2 separate regions of the Homo sapiens genome follow, and region 2 is linked to region 1. A link is a loop called in an ENCODE intact Hi-C map of the cell type or tissue named here. Cell type or tissue: mammary epithelial cell. All regions are shown on one strand. Each heading gives the region's core, and the rest is flanking DNA. Links, peaks and the distances in the headings are about the cores only.

The links. Peaks named below come from ENCODE experiments on the same cell type or tissue, not always from the same donor. Only the 100,000 strongest peaks of a DNase experiment are listed, where the experiment ranks them.
Region 2: it touches region 1 in a loop (9-fold over the local background); 2 of 110 quality-filtered maps call a loop at or near these places.

What each region holds. Positions count from the first base shown.
Region 1 is chr10:103,711,768-103,714,675 of GRCh38, reverse strand. The region is part of intron 5 of SH3PXD2A (SH3 and PX domains 2A); the gene reads left to right. Among named protein-coding and RNA genes, the nearest start is that of SH3PXD2A-AS1, 34 kb to the left of the region's middle. In mammary epithelial cell, for the core only: a CTCF peak has its summit at 1,594; DNase peaks (open chromatin) are centred at 1,575 and 2,315; H3K27ac peaks cover 2,500 bases.
Region 2 is chr10:103,827,003-103,829,910 of GRCh38, reverse strand. All of the region lies in intron 1 of SH3PXD2A (SH3 and PX domains 2A), which reads left to right. Among named protein-coding and RNA genes, the nearest start is that of SH3PXD2A, 27 kb to the left of the region's middle. In mammary epithelial cell, for the core only: no CTCF peak of the experiment used is centred there; a DNase peak (open chromatin) is centred at 1,610; H3K27ac peaks cover 2,040 bases.

The sequences.
Region 1 (2,908 bases), core at 230-2,729:
GAACGTTAGATAAATAAACCTTGTCCATCCCCTGCCATGCCCCCTTCAACCTGGGTGGGCAGGTGGCAGGAAAATGCCCACAGGAAGCTGTGTCCAACCCACTTGAAAGGGGCATTGGCCGTGGGGAACAAGGACTTCTGCAGGCTCAGCTGTCATGCTGGGTCGGCGAGCTGGAGGGAAGCAGATTCAAACACCCCCAGTCCAGCCCAGCTCATAGCGCACACGCCTGGGAGGCCCATGTCCAGGGAGAGAAGATGACTCTGTTTTCAGGCCTGGCACAGGATTTTCTTCAGGGTGGGGAGGAAGGTGGCAGGGAAGGGTATCCTGGTGCAGGAGTGTGTGGGGGTAGACTGGGTCCCCCATTAATTTCTTGGGCTTGTGCATTCTATGTTCTCTGAAACCTCAAGACCCCCATGTGCCCACTCTCTTACCCCCAAGGAAGGCCTACAGAGCCCTTTGGAGCCTCTGGCGGAAGGGGTAAGCCCTGGAAGAGCGCTGAGGCCTGCTTTGCTGTTATGTTGTGTTCAAGGTGGGTCTTGGTTCCCCTGTGGTTATCACTACCCTCCATGTTCCTAGTCCCTGGGTAGTTACCCCTCCATGGGGAGTTTAAGGCAGAACTGAACCTAGAACCTGGGTCTTCGGCCACTGGGACCAGCCTTCCTCTGTTGCATTCTTGTGGGAGGCGTGTGTTCATGCAAGTGTTTCTAGATCATCTCTATGTGAGGCCCGGGACTTCAGAAGTAGCTCAGTCCCCACTCTCGGGGCCCTGGTGGTCTAAGGGGGAGGATAGCATGGCATGGGCCTGGCTTGCTTCCACAGGAGGCAGCAGACCATTATAGGCTCTGGCAAACCCTGGCTCCTCCCCCACCTGCTGTGTGGCCTGGGAATTATTTAAACTCCCAAAACCTCAATGTCCTTGCCTATAAAACAGGGCTTATAACAGCTGCTGATAATGGGGAAGACAGAAAAAGAACAACTGATTGTAATAGGTGCAGGGCCTTGCGCAGCAACAAACCAGCCTGCTGAGGTGGTCAGGAAGGCCTCCCTGAGGAGGTGGCATTCAGGCTGAGACTAAAGCAAGAGCTCACTACTCAAGGAGAGTGGCAGAGGAGGGCATCCAGGCCAGAGGGAGTCCCTGAGATTGTGTTTCAAGGATTGAAAGAAATTTCATCTTCCGTGAGAGTAAGGGATTTTTGGCTAGGGCTAGGCCAAGAAGAGATAGGCCTGAGGCAGTCATTAACAATCGCTACACTTCAGCATCAGGTAAATGGGCAGAACCTAGGGGTCTCTGGGCTATCTCCTGGCTCTGACATTCTGAGGTCCTAGCAGAACCAGTTGGCTATTGCAGTGGTCCAAGCATGCAACAGTCAGGATCTAGAGAGGGGCTGGATGGCTGTGGGAATGGGAGATATTCATAGACATAGTCCGAGATGAAAGGGACAAGCATCCAGAGACCTTGTGACTCCTTCCCCTTCACAGGCTCTGTAAGTTGGATCTTGAGGGTGGTTGGAGTTTGGGCACGTCTGTAACTTTGGGTCACTTTGAAGCCCTCGGTTCATGAGATACATGTGTATCTGGCTCCACCCCATGGCCATATCGGATATTACAGCTCCCAGCGTCTGGCTGATGCTGTACTAAAGCCGTGCTGGACCCTTGAGCATGGTTTATCTTGTTTGAGCATCCGTACAATCCAGGGAGGCCCATGCTCCTTTCTGCAGATGAGGGACCTTAGGCTGAGACTGGTTGACTTACCTCTCAGCTAGGAAGTGTCAGAGGCTGGACTCATGCCATTGCCCTTCAGCTCCAAGTCCACACCCCACACGGGGGTGAGCTGAGGATGAAGTGAGAAGCACCTGACCCTTGGCTGGGGCAACTAGCTCCAAATTTCAGGATGGGACCCTTCATCAGACAGAAGGGCAGAATAACTGCATCAGGACGCCATGGTTGCCATGGTCACCACGGGGGCTGAAGGTAGAGTTGAAGGCATGTGCCACATTTGGGATCTTTTAAGGGGAACCCAGGTTTCCTGCTGGGCCACATCCCTGAAAAGGTACAAGGTTTGCTGAGACTGCCAAGTCTGGTCCAGGCCCCCCAGGGCAGCCTGTTGAGACCCTTCCCCCAGCCTCAGGAGCTCCAAGGAGGGGCTTCCTATCCCAGGAGGGTTCAGGCCTCTGAGGAGGGGTGCTGCCTGGCTGGTACAGGCTCCTCTGATGGAACAGACACAGGGAAACCGGTTCTAGAAGCACTCAGAAAACCAGGTTTCCCGCTCCCAAACCACAGACTGAGCCCTTGGCTTCCCACACCCTCTCTCATGAATGGCCCATTTGGTCATGGGTCCAGAGGGCACGCAGATGGCTACGTGCAAAACCCCACCCAGGACATGTGGCCCGGAGCATGGCTCAGTGGTCAGAGCCAGAGGGAGAGTTTCCCCCAGACAGCTTTACTGAGGTATAATTTACATGCTATAATATGTACTTGTTTTAAGTGTACAATTAATTCATTGATTACTAATACTTTTACAGTTGTGCAACCATCACCACAATCCAATTTTAGAGCAGTTCCATCTCCCTTAAAAGATCCCAGAGGGAGGTTTTGGGGTTATTTTCTTTCCTTTTTTTTTTTTTAATTTTGAGACAGGGTTTCTCTCCATTGCCCAGGCTGGAGCTCAGTGGCACAATCGTGGCTCACTGCAGCCTTGACGTCCCAGGCCACCTCAGCCCCCAAGTAGCTGGGACTGCAGGCACACACCACCATGGCAGGATAATTTTTTTATTTTTATTTTTTGTAGAGACGGGGTCTGGCTCTGTTGCCCCTGCTAGTCGCAAATTCTTGGCTTCAAACGATCCTCCCGCCTCGGCTTCCCAACGTGCCAGGATTAGAGGTGTGAGCTGCCATGCCTGGCCACCAG
Region 2 (2,908 bases), core at 184-2,683, 120 kb before region 1:
TGCAAGTGGAAATAAGTTGGTCTTATTTGCTGGGGATAATTATATGTAAAAGAATCCTACCTAATGCAACCCGACTTTTGGCCTGAGCCATTCAATGGATAATTAGTCCTAACTGTATTGCTGGAGTGGACCATTACTGAAGTCTTACCTTTTTTGTCCTTGCTTTTACCTTGCCTTGTTCCAGCAAGGCTTAAGCATAGCTTTAGGTCCTATGTTATGCGCATGTTATGTGATTGTCTGATTGATTACATTATAAACTCTGCACAGGCGGCATCACGGTCTTTCTGCCCTTTCCTGCCTCCCTCCGTCCTTGCACTGCCTTGCTTCATGGAGCTTTGCACTTAGCAGGTGCTCAGTAAATACTTGCTGGGTGGTTGACACAGGATTACATGTTAATCCATCATCTTCAAAGGCTAGAACCAGACCTATTTAAAAAAACAAACAAAATCCTTCCTTTTAAAAGTGGCATTACCTTCTTACCCTCACAAATGTTCATTTTAGTCGCCTTTATTGCTTTCTGGGGTAGGGGGTCTTAAGGGAGTAACTCAGAGAGCCTCTTTAACTTAAAAGAGGCATAATAAATTACAGTCTTTAAGAGAAGATCGGATGCCTGCGTGCCTCCCAGAAGTGGGTTAGGAGCACAGAATTCTAGATGGCTCCTTTGTTTGCACCCCACCCTGTCTGCAGGGCTGGCCTCCCACAGCAGTGTGTGGTATCCTACAGATCACTATTAAATAAACAGTCCCTTGAAATCACAACATTAAAAAGTGCTGTCTATGTATTGTACCAGGAGAGCCAAATATTATGGAAAAGGCCAAATATTTCCACTGTGTTAAGAAAATAAGAACCCAGCAGCATGGAACTTCCCACTCAGTAGGCAAAAGATGTGGTGGAGACTTCAAAAGGGTGGAAGAACCATCAAGACAGCTTGAGCTGCAACGGGTGACTGCCCCATTAAAAAAAGCAAGTGTGTGTGTATTCCAGATGCAGCTGCAGAAATCGCAACACCACCTTTCAACTGGGAAATAAATGAATGCACCAACGTATGTATCGTGGCTCACCCAAGCAATCGTCCAACTGTGACTAGGGCTGGGGGAGAGGTTAGGAGGAGAGAGGACGAAGTACAGAACACAAACAGTCTTTGTTCTCCAAAGACCCAAAAGGCAGATTCACAGGAAGAGATTCCTCATCCTGGTCTGAAATGAAGATAGACACTTGGCCATAGGGCTGATGGCTCTAGCAGAGGCCCTGCCCTTGGGATCTCGGCAGCATCTCAGCCAGGAGGGCTCCCTGACTCTGGAAGTGGAATATTGAGTGATAAGAAGTTTGGCTTCTCCCACCCACTTTCCACCACCAGGTAGAGCTTGTGAAGCCTGAAAAGTCTGTAGGGCCAAGCAGCCTGACTTTCATGGAAGGAGACCCAGGAGTCAACTTGTTTTAATTAAAAAGTTAGGTTGGGTTATCTCAGGGCCACCCCCAGGGAGGGTGATGCTTCCAAGCTGACCAAATTCTGAGCTGCTGAGCTGCTTACTTTAATGAGCTTGGGGAAGCTCATTTGAGGAGTGGTGGTAAAATCGCTCACTGGACTTGCAACATGAGAATGTTGTTCATGAATCATCAGGAAGAACTCCCAGGTGTGGAGAATGGACTCTTGTTCCTTCAGCTGATTTGGGACCTGGCACTCACACTCGCTTACTAACTTTCTCTCCCTAGCGTAAGCATTCGCTTCCTGCCTAGAGTCTGGCTACCTACCCATCATCCCCATTACCCAAAATACAAAAACAGAGAACTGTAGCATCTTATTACGTAGACTTTCCTCTCTCCCAAAAGATGTGCCAGTGCCCCTGCCTGCCGTGCCAGGCCCTGCAGGGATGATGATCATGGTCTCCAGCATTTACCGAGCTGTAATTCTGCACAGGGAACCAGGCCAGGCTCTGTGCACCTTCCTAGAGCCTCACAGCAGTCCTCTGCGGGGCACGACTGTTCTCATCCACTCTTGTCATCCCCGTTTTACAGCTGAGGAACCAGTGGCTCTGGCAGGTGTTGGGACGTCTGCCCATGGTCACGTAGACTGTGTGGCAGAGCCGGAATTCAAATCTAGGCCCCATGACTTCAGTACTGCTCTATCTGAGGACTATGCAGAGATGGCATAGCCCCTCCTTCAAAAGCTCATAGTCTAGTTGTAGAGAGCAGAGCTCCTTGCATGGACAAATAATCCACCAGGCCCAGCAGAACTGGGTACCACAAACCGCATGGGATGTCTAGGAAGGGGCTGGAAGGAAGTCACGGTGCACTGAGAATGTGGTGTGCCAGGCGGTGTGCTATGTACCTATGTGTCCATGACCTCTTTAATTCTCAAAGCACTCCTGTGAGGTTCACTTTACAAATACAGGACTGAGGCTCAGAGAGTCATGTAGCTTGCCCAACACCACACAGCTCATGGGTGGTGGAGCTGGGCCTGAACCCACATGTCTTTCTAACTCCAAACCACATTCTCTTTGCATGATACCATGATAGACACTCCATTTCCGTAGTGTTACCGGGAGTGAAGGCCTTGAAGGATGGGTGAGAGGTGAGAAGGGAGAAAGGAGGGAGTGGGCATTCCAGGCTGAGGGAAAGGAAGAGGAGTGGGCCTGAGGAGCAGCAGGAATTCCACCAGCCCCGCCCAGAAGTGGCCCAGTTTTTATCACCATCCCAAATACATCGCCTTGGTGTACATGAACTTGCTGAGGGCCTAGTTTCCATGGCTCCGAAGAGGTGACATCTCCCTCCCACCCCTCATCCACCCTGAGCTCCCTGGCTGATTTATTCAATGTGGTCATCTGCAATGGTTGTGGACCTGTCAGGATGACAGATTCGCCTGGGGACATCCTCCTGTGGAAGGAACTGGATTCATCCCTTGATCACT